Linked DNA regions of Homo sapiens: region 2 is linked to region 1. Evidence: read pairs that join two places in POLR2A ChIA-PET (ENCODE). Cell type or tissue: OCI-LY7. All regions are shown on one strand.

Evidence for each region. ChIA-PET counts read pairs that join two places held together with the same protein. Peaks named below come from ENCODE experiments on the same cell type or tissue, not always from the same donor. Only the 100,000 strongest peaks of a DNase experiment are listed, where the experiment ranks them.
Region 2: POLR2A ChIA-PET joins it to region 1 with 6 read pairs; 5 of 35 experiments call an interaction of 5 or more read pairs at or near these places.

What each region holds. Positions count from the first base shown.
Region 1 is chr11:47,102,920-47,107,919 of GRCh38, reverse strand. All of the region lies in intron 3 of CSTPP1 (centriolar satellite-associated tubulin polyglutamylase complex regulator 1), which reads right to left. Among named protein-coding and RNA genes, the nearest start is that of ARFGAP2, 71 kb to the left of the region's middle. In OCI-LY7, a CTCF peak has its summit at 44; DNase peaks (open chromatin) are centred at 29, 579, 2,179, 3,529 and 1 weaker place; H3K4me3 peaks cover 3,684 bases; H3K27ac peaks cover 4,190 bases.
Region 2 is chr11:46,942,774-46,947,773 of GRCh38, reverse strand. All of the region lies in intron 1 of CSTPP1 (centriolar satellite-associated tubulin polyglutamylase complex regulator 1), which reads right to left. Among named protein-coding and RNA genes, the nearest start is that of CSTPP1, 8.5 kb to the right of the region's middle. In OCI-LY7, no CTCF peak of the experiment used is centred here; no DNase peak of the experiment used is centred here.

The sequences.
Region 1 (5,000 bases):
AGGGGAACAAGGTACAGTGATTCCTCATGTGCAGCACGCTGCTGCCCCAAGGGAACTGGGGGGGAATTGTACCGAGCAGTTTCCCCCTAATTTTTTTTTGCCACCTTGTCCAGTATAAATCTCTATTGCAGGGGTGGAGGTGGAGGAAGTAATTCTTTCTTAATTCAATGTGCTTCAATTCCCAGATATGAACAAACTTCAGAACATTTTAGGAGAATCTTCTAATAGAAAAAACATATTCATTTGCTTCACAGAGTAGGTTTCAGGTGGATGTCTCCTTCTCTCCTGGACAAACTCCTTGAAAAAAAACCATGAAAATAAAAGGCAATACTGTCCAAACAGGAAACTGGTGCCAAATAGAGGCAAAAAACCAAAGCAAAACAACTCCCTGAGATAGAGTGGACTGCATTCATTAGGTTCAGGTAGCTCAAAAGACAAGAACATTAAATAATTAGACTCCAACAGATCAAGGTGCTGTAGGTAATGGGACCTCATAAGGACAGAACAAAAGATCCTGTTTCTAACAAAGGTTCTACAGACCTTTATACTACAGTGAGCAATGAGTGAGAGGGATGCTGCCCAGGAAATGAAAGGACTCAATCGTTCCTCTTCAGTGAGCGGAGCCCAGGAGGAGTGTTCCAGGGCGCTCTCACAAACACTCTTTAATAATACCATCCAGAGCCTTTGATTCAAGGAACATGCTGAAGAATAAACAGCCTATTAATCTGAGTTTTCTGGTGTGCCTGAGTATACAAAGCAGCAATGAACTAACCCCTTGGCTCTTGCAAACATCCCGACTGCACACCATCCGCTGCTCCACTACACAGCTCAGCCCCTCCTTCCCCTGCATGCAATTTGCCCCTGGAAAAGCTTCAAGGTTTGGGGGTCCTGATGGTTTCATCTAAGGATGCTCAGGCCAAACCCAGGGTGCAAAGAACGGGAAACAGCGTATCCTTGTTTGGCCATAAGAAGGCACAGCCATGTGACCAGGCTCAAATGAGAACTGTGTGGTAGTGTGAGTGGGTAAGGAGACAAAGTCATCAGTCTGCCTCTTTCTGAGCCAAGTTGACAGCCACAGGCCTGGGAAAGGAAGGCCCAGTTTCAATTGCTTCCTAGTCTTGGTTACCTTGGTGGCAGGAAGGGCTCCTGCATGGGTGGGCTTTGGGTACCATTCTGTGGAAACATTCCTGGGCATTTTGCCTAGGTAAAAATTACCAAGTAAGGTCCCTGAGTTTTCTTTCTTTCTTTCATGTTCTTTTCTTTTCTTTTTTTTTTTTGAGATAGGGTCTTGCTCTATCACCCAGGCTGGAGTGCAGTGGTGTGATCTTGGCTCACTGCAACCTCTCCCTCCTGGGTTCAAGCAATTTTTGTGTCTCAGCTTCCCGTGTACCTGGGACTACAGGTGCGTGTCACCACGCCTGGCTAATTTTTGTATTTTTAGTAGAGACGGGGTTTTGCCATGTTAGCCAGGCAGGTCTTGAACTCCTGGCCTCAAGTGATCCGCCTGTCTTGGCCTAGGTCCCTGAATTTTCAAGGAGAAAAATAGAAGAAAGAGAAATAGCTGTTTCACTTTCATCCTTTCACTAGAAGTCCTTCTTTACAAACAATCAGGTGTAGCTTTTGTGATAACAACAATTTGATCGGTTCTCCTTCCCACCCCTAAGACAAAGTACAATGATAGTACTTTAAGTAATAAACCAGGCGTTCAGTTGTTGAAACAATGTAATTGAGGCTAAGATCATAGGCTCAAATCAGCCATGGGAGCGGTTTCCCTGTGTTCCATGGTCACTGACCTCATGCAAGGTGTGTGCTTAATCATAAAAGGAACTAGTGTGACAAGGTGGATAAATCAGTATCATGGCTATCAACACAGACTGGGTCATGCATACACACACATATTCTCAAAGCCTAATCCCTCTGACCCCAAATTTATATATCAAGGAAAACATATTTAATGAAAGTTTCCTTTCTAAAAATAATTTCAAAGAGGCACTTTGACTTAAAAAAATTAATTCTAAAGCCTTCTGATTCTACTTCCAGGGAACTACTTTGTGTTTAGTCCCTTGAAACTGGAGGACACACATCTTTGACGAAAAGGAGCAGCACAAAAGCTTGCATTTTATGTGCTTGGCTCTGAGATGATACCACAGAGGGTAGGAAGTAAGAGCATGGGCTCTGCAGTTAGACAGATCGAAATCTGAGCTCCTCTTCTGCCACTTGCTGATGTGTGATCTTAGACCCATGACATCAAATCAGTGAGTTTCAACTTCCTCATCTGTAAAATGGGAATACCTTCATGGGATTATTGTGAGGATTATATAACAAAAATGTTTAGTACCATGCCTAGGACACAGTAAGTGTTCAATAAATGATAGCTGTACTTACTGTTTCTTTTAATTAAAAAAAAATTTTTTTTTCAGAGACAGAGTCTCTGTCTGTTGCCCATGCTGGAGTACAGTTGTATGATCATGGCTCACCGTGGCCTCAAACTCCTAGGCTCACGTGATCCTCCCACCTCAGCCTCCTGAGTAGCTGGGAATACAGGCTACCACGCCCAACTACTTTTAAAATTTTTATTTATTTATTGTTTTTGAGAGAGGTCTCCCTATATTGCCCAGGCTAGTCTGGAACCCCTCACTTTAAGTGATCCCCTCACATCTGCTTCCCAAAGTGTAGGGATTACAGGCATGAGCCACCATGCCTGGCCCTTGTTACTCTTTGAATCCTCTAAATAATAGGCACAGGGACTTAACTGGTGGCTGGCAGGCACATGAGCTACATGAAATGGGAGTTTCTTCATTCCTTACCAAGCTGGGCTTAGATCCTCAAACCATCCTTCACTACACTGGAAACAAGTGTTTGGGTTATCTGGGGTAACTGATGGAAGGGCAATGAGAGATCAAACCCTGGTACTCTGGAACTTCATTTTGATTTGGGAACTGCAGGTTGACCTGGAGAATTCCCACCCCAGATTCTGGCTTAGCAGATATAGCCTTTTCCTAGGCTTCCACCTGTTGAGACAAACAGATGTAAACTGAACACAAGAGGGGTTTGCAAGCACAGATCTGGTATCAGACTGCCTTACCCTGCAGCATTCCTGGGGTCATAAAATGACAAACATTTCAACACGCTGGATCTAACCCTTCCTGCCCTGTAACTGGGGCCTTATGAAACTGCTTCTTGTGATTAGAGCCATTGGTACCTCATACCAAGGCTGTGAGGTGGACTTCATTAATATTGATGAGCTGCAGCTCGTTAACCTCATTTGATGTTTATTTACAACCATTCTTCTCATATGCTAATGAATGACACTGGGCTCTTCAGATAGAAAGGAAAGAACTGGACCCTCTCTGCCAGCATCTCCTTGGCAAACTGCTGTCCCTTGAAACAGAAGTTTGCACAGAGGGAATGAAGCCAAATGTAGGGAATGCAGCAGAGAGGACAAAATGATGTGAAAAGAATGTCTGCAATGTAATGGGGGAGAGAGAAGCCCAGCTGCTGGGGCCACAGTGTGACTGAGGTTTGGTTACACCCACCCAGTGGCTAACAAAGAGAAGCTGAAGGGCGGGGAACTGAGGAACTAAGAAAAGGACAATGTGTTAGATTTTGAAATTGGAGTATTGGGGGTGGAGATGAGTGGGCCCCATGGGTGTCAGGGAGCTTGAAGGCCTCTCTAGGATTCATTCCACTTTCTTCTGTGATCTTAAGAAATCAATCGGCAGGGAATTGGGGTGGATTTCTTTAAGGCAGTAAAATACCCATAGCAATGAATGCTTATCAAATGCTTGGCTTGGAGAAGAGTGCTCATTGTCGCACCATGAAATGGGTAAGTAGGGAGAAATAATCTCTGATTCTCTTTCCTCAAAGTTATAGGTTTGTATATTAAAGAATAGGATGATTAAGCAAGGAAGAGTCAGAGACTGAGGAAAAAATATATCTTTAAATATGGCCATTATCAGGCACAGTCGCTCATGCCTGTAATCCCAGCACTTTGGGAGGCCAAGGAGGGAGGATCACTTGAGCTCAGCAGTTTGAGATCCTGGGCAACATAGTGAGACCCCATTAATTAAAAAAAAAATTAGCAGGGCGTGGTAACACATACCTGTGGTCCCAGCTACTCAGGAGGCTGAAGCACAAGAATCGCATGAACTCAGGAGGCAGAGGTTACAGTGAGCTGAGATAGCACCACTTTACTCCAGCCTAGGCAAGAGTGAGACCCTGTCTCAAAAAAAAAAAAAAAAAAAAAAAAGGCCATTCTATTGTTTCAGGGCTGCTAAGCAAAACACAGGTCCCTTCCAAATTCCCCAGTATGTAGCAAGTCAATTTTGGATCATTCCATCCATTCTGAGTGTTTGAAAGAACTAATAAGACATATGAGAAAGGTGGAAGGAAGAATATGTTGGATATATGAAAGTTTATTAATACCAGCAGCAAGAGCAAACTTAAAATTTCTTAAGTACTTCAGTGTCAATTCCCATCAATTTTCTTGACTTTGATTCTGTACATTTTTTTTTTTTTTTGAGACAGGGTCTTGCTTTGTTGCCCAGGCCAGAGTGCAGTGGCATGATCTCAGCTCACTGCAACCCCCACCTCCCAGGCTCAAGCAATCCTCCCACCTCAGCCTCCAGAGTAGCTGGAACTACAGGTATGTGCCACCACACCAGGATAATTTTTTTGTATTTTTTGTAGAGATGAGGTCTCACTATGTTGCCCAGGCTGGTCTTGAACTCCAGGGCTCAAGCGATCCTCCCACCTTGGCCTCCCAAAGTGCTGGGATTATAGGCATAAGCCACCACACCCTGCCGATGCTGTACACTTTACATTACTATTTAGTCAATTATTCCCTTCCTGCCTTTGGGGCCACACTCTCTCCAAAGTATGCCTTTGGGGCCACACTTTCTCCCAATCTGGCTTTTTTTTTTTTTTTTTTCTGTGAGGCACTTTGAAGATCATTCCTACCCTTGATGTGCCTTTCTGTAAGGCTAAAGAGGCAAGAGAAA
Region 2 (5,000 bases), 160 kb after region 1:
TGAAGCTTGTGTTTTATCACAATTACCTGTAATCTCGGGGCTAGATAATAGTATTAACGAGACCTTGAGTTACACAATAGGACAGCTGGAAAAAAGGCTCTTACTTTCTCCAAAGAATAGTGCTTTAAAAGCTAATTGAATGAAGAAAAAGAACAGGCTCTGAAAGTGCTGTCTCAAACAATATTTACTTTTAGTAGGTTCCTGCTAATCAAACAAAACTTAGTCAAAAGCTTTCCATGAAAAAAATACATTTGATGATTTCAGCAGTAATTGCTTTGTTTAAAGAAAGGTGCTTAAGAAAAAACATAGCTAGTGGGATCAGTAATTTGTAAGTTCAGTTGTGTTTGGGAAAATCCCTCCTCTCTTTGATAAATCATTAAAATTCTGCTCAGATAAATGTGTTTTGACTTGAAATTCCAATCATAGAATGAGCTATTTCCTAAGGCCCCTAGGGAAGTAGTGTAAGGGTGATCCCAACACAGAAAGAGGACCCAGAGATTAGTTTACAAGGGTAATTCCAGTCTTAATCAAAGCATATCACTCTGTCCAACTAAAGGACAGGATCTCATTGAGATGCTCCAAAATTGTAGAAAATCTCCTTCCTTTTTAAAATATTGGTTTTACAAAATGGATTAAATTTTAATGTTATGTAACCCAAACACAGAAACTATGGTATCAACCAAGAAATTAACTTTAGGTATAAATCAGAGTTAAAACCGAAAAGATCCAGAGCAGATTTAATCATCCTTTTTCATTCATGGAAGGGGGGAAAAACATAGTTTCTCTCACATGTTAGGAATTCAGTAACTATTTGTTGAACTGGATTCCTTTCTCCCATTTATTTTAAAATTTATTCTGTTACTTAAAGTAGACCATTCATTCAACAACTGAGCACTTCATTTGGGCCAAGCATTGTGCTAGATTTTAGAGAGAAAAGGCCTGCCCTCATGGCTCACATTCTAATAAGAAACAGACAATAACCAAGTATACAAGTAGGTACACAAGATAACTCTGATAAGTGCTATGAAGGACATAAATAGGATGATGAACCAGAAATAGGATAATGGATCATGTCTCTTCTGCTCTACTATTATTTTTATTTATTTACTTATTTTTGAGATGGAGTCTCGCTCTGTCGCCCAGGCTGGAGTGCCGTGGTGCAATCTCGGCTCACTGCAAGCTCCGCCTCCCGGGTTCACACCATTCTCCTGCCTCAGCCTCGCGAGTAGCTGGGACTACAGGCGCCTGCCACCACGCCCGGCTAATTTTTTGTATTTTTAGTAGAGACAGGGTTTCACCGTGTTAGCCAGGATGGTCTCGATCTCCTGACCTCGTGATCCACCCGCCTTGGCCTCCCAAAGTGCTGGGATTACAGGCGTTGAGCCACTGCTCCCGGCCTGCTCTACTATTATTTTTAAAACTTCAATTTATCTACTCGGCCTCCTAGAATTATTCATTTAGCACATATTGCATTTGTGCAAATAAAAGTGATCCCCAACTTCTGAATAGCATTTGGAATAAAGATTTTAACATTACTTGAATATATAAATGATAAACAAAGTCAAAAATTTTAAAGCTATCTTAAAACCCCAGAATAACACTGACATCACTCTGCAATTTACTTTGGAGAAATGGAGGTAGGCAAGGGTTGGGAACAACATGGCTTAGAACTTACTGGCTCTTTTTTCCCCCCAACAAAAAGATATTTATTTATTACATGTATTAAATAGGTTACAGAATCTTTGGAAAAGGAAAAAAATCTAGATCGACCTTCCAGGAACAACTCCCAAAAGGCCCATTCCAGAACTAGGCTACCAAGGGAACTGCTGTCCCTTCCATGACTGAGAAGCTGCTGACCAAACTGAGAAAAGGCCAAGATAGCTGCTGGCTCTAGAACCATATAGGTCACATACTCTTTACTTATTATACTGTCTTTTTATGTTATGGTCATTTATGAATATGTCCCATCTCCCATCTACTGTGTAAGTTTCCTGTGGGGAGGGATGCTTTATATTCATATATTCATGCCTGGCTTTATATAGAGAAGGTATTCAGGGAGGAAGAAAAGGAAGGAGAAGGGTAGGGGGAGGAAAAGGAAAGAAAGAGGTGACTTTGTGAACATGTTCATAATTATTTTATTTATTTATTATTATTATTTTGAGACAGAGTCTTGCTCTGTCGCCCAGGCTGGAGTGCACTGGCGTGATCTCAGTGGACTGCAACCTCTGCCTCCCGGGTTCAAGCGATTCTCATGCCTCAGCCTCCCAAGTAGCTGGGACTCCAGGTGCGCACCACCATGCCCAGCTATTTTTCATATTTTTAGTAGAGACAGGGTTTCACCATGTTGGCCAAGCTGGTCTCGAACTCCTGACCTCAAGTGATCTGCCCGCCTCAGCCTTCCAAAATGCTGGGATTACAGGCATGAGCCACCGCACCTGGCCCATAATCATTTCAAAGTGACCAGTTTTATGTATTATAAACCTAGTTTCCAAAGATTTAGGAAGTCAGTTTAACACCTATTTTATTTCATTTCCTTTCTGCAGCAACCAAACACTTTAAGGCCCTAAGAGAATTTCTGCTAACTTACTGTAAACAGCAATATTTCCTAGAATAGAATTGGGTTTGGAAGGCTCACTAGTTATATTCAAATAAAAATAAGTTTATCAGGATTCATTCAAAATCAAAAAATAGAATGTGTCTGGAAGTCAGACAAGTAACTATCATATGCTGTGGTATCAGCAAATACAAAAAAAATTAAGATTAGTAACACTTATCTTCCACATAGAAGGGGTCCTATGTCAGAACCTTTGCCAAGTCCTAAAGAAGTTGTATTAACCTCATGGCTGGAAGAGACTATATCAGTAACTGTTAGATGTTGTCTTAGCTCAGATACTGTGAGAAACAGACACCAAAACAGGATCAGACATGCGAGAGATGTACTGGGGGAAACGCCCATGATAGAAAATGGGAAGGAAGCCGGAGGAGTCTGGGAGAGCTAAGAGATCAAATGCAGGTGTGACCCTAATTTATTATCCCTCCTTTAGGAGGGACCCTAATTATTATCCCTCCTTTAGGAGGGAGAAGGGAGAATGAGGGACTTAGCAGTGTGCAGTGAGAGTCTTTAAGCCAAAGTCACCCACTAGAGGAGTAAAACATCTCATGGAAGTGGGTCTGTCCTGCCCAGTCATTGACTAGGAGCAGTCTGTGGAAAGTGTGACCTCAGTGTGAACAAGGTGTTAGATTCAGAGCTGGGGTCAGGAGTCAATTACCCTCCCCTCCCCAGTGTAGGAGATCTGAGAGGCACACATTCCTGGTTGCCACCAGATGTTTACGTATTTGCACAAAAATATGGTAATAACACTAGCAGCTAATATTTATTGAGCACCTACACAGGTGCTCTAACAGGATAAATGCTTACATGTATGAGGCAAGCACAATTTTTTTTTTTTTTTTTTTGAGAAGCAGTCTCACTCTGTCACCCAGGCTGGAGTGCAGTGGTGAGATTTCAGCTCACTGCAGCCTCCTCCTCCCGGGTTCAAGCAATTCTCGTGTCTCAACCTCCTGAGTAGCTGGGACTATAGGAACACACCCCCACGCTCTGCTAATTTTTGCATTTTTAGTAGAGATGGGGTTTCACCATTTTGGCCAGGCTGGTCTCGAACTCCTGACCTCAGGTGATCCACCCGCCTCGGCCTCCCAAAATGCTGGGATTATAGGCATGAGCCACCATGCCTGGCCTTTTTTAAATTTTTTGAGAAAGGGTCTCACTTTGTCACCCAGGCTGGAGTGCAGTGGTGTGAAAACAGCTCACTGCAGCCTTGACCTCCTGGGCTCAAGCCATCCTCCCACCTCCGCCTCCTGAGTAACTGGGACTACAGATGCATGCTGTTGCACCCAGCTATTTTTTTTTTATTTTTAGTAGAGACGAAGTCTCACTATGTCCCATTGGTCTCAAACTCCTGGGCTCAAGCAATCCTCCCTCCTTGGCCTCCCACAGTGCTGGGAATATAGGCGTAAGCCACCATGACTGTACTATTACCACCCACATTTTGGAGATGTGGAAACTAAGGCACAGAGAGGTTAAGTGATTTCTTCTAGGTCATACAGCTACCCAAAGTACAAAGATGATTGTCAATAAAATTCTCCCAAATGGTAGAAGTTATCTTCCTCACTGCCTGCCTCTGAGAGATGAGTCCAGTGGCAAGAAGAAATTGGAAATTTTACCATTCCCTGATCCATCCTCATTCCTCGGATGCCTCCTCATGGCAGAAATGTTAAATGAAGACACTGGAATCACTTGACCTTACTCCAGGATCCACGTATAGGTCTACACAATAGTTGGAGCCCCACTTTGGGAGTTGCTCAAAGTATTTATAGCATAGAGTTTAACCATGTGGACTTCAATTAGACTGCTGGGTTAGAATTCTGGATCCACCACTTACAACTTGTTATTTGGTATCTTTGTGTGTAGTTTCCTCATCTGCCGAATGGAGATAACAACTGAAACTATCTTCATATACATCAATATATGTAAAGCATTTAAAATGGTACCTGGTACAGAGTAAGTTCTTAATAAGTCTCGGTTGCTTTTGTTAGCTACTCATGTTTAGGGTACCCTAAGGTCAGATTATTCATATTCCATTTCACATATACGTATGAATTAAGTGTAGGAGAGTATACAATGATAGAAGGTATACAGTGATAGAAGGTAGACAATGATAGAAGGTTGACAATGATGAGTAAAACACAATTCTTGTTCCCAAGAAATTTATTTGCAAGAGCCTCATCCTTAATAAGGAAGCAAGAATTACTGCCCTTTGAACCAATAGGGGTTTTTTGGTTTGTTTTTATCTTTTTAGTGAAGAGGAAAAAACACAAGCTGTGGAATATGACAAACCTGGGTATGAACCCCTGTTTACTATGCATCATTGCCTGTGTGACCTTGTGCAAATCAATTAGCCTTTCTAAGCCTCAGCTTCCTTATTTATAAAATGAGAAGA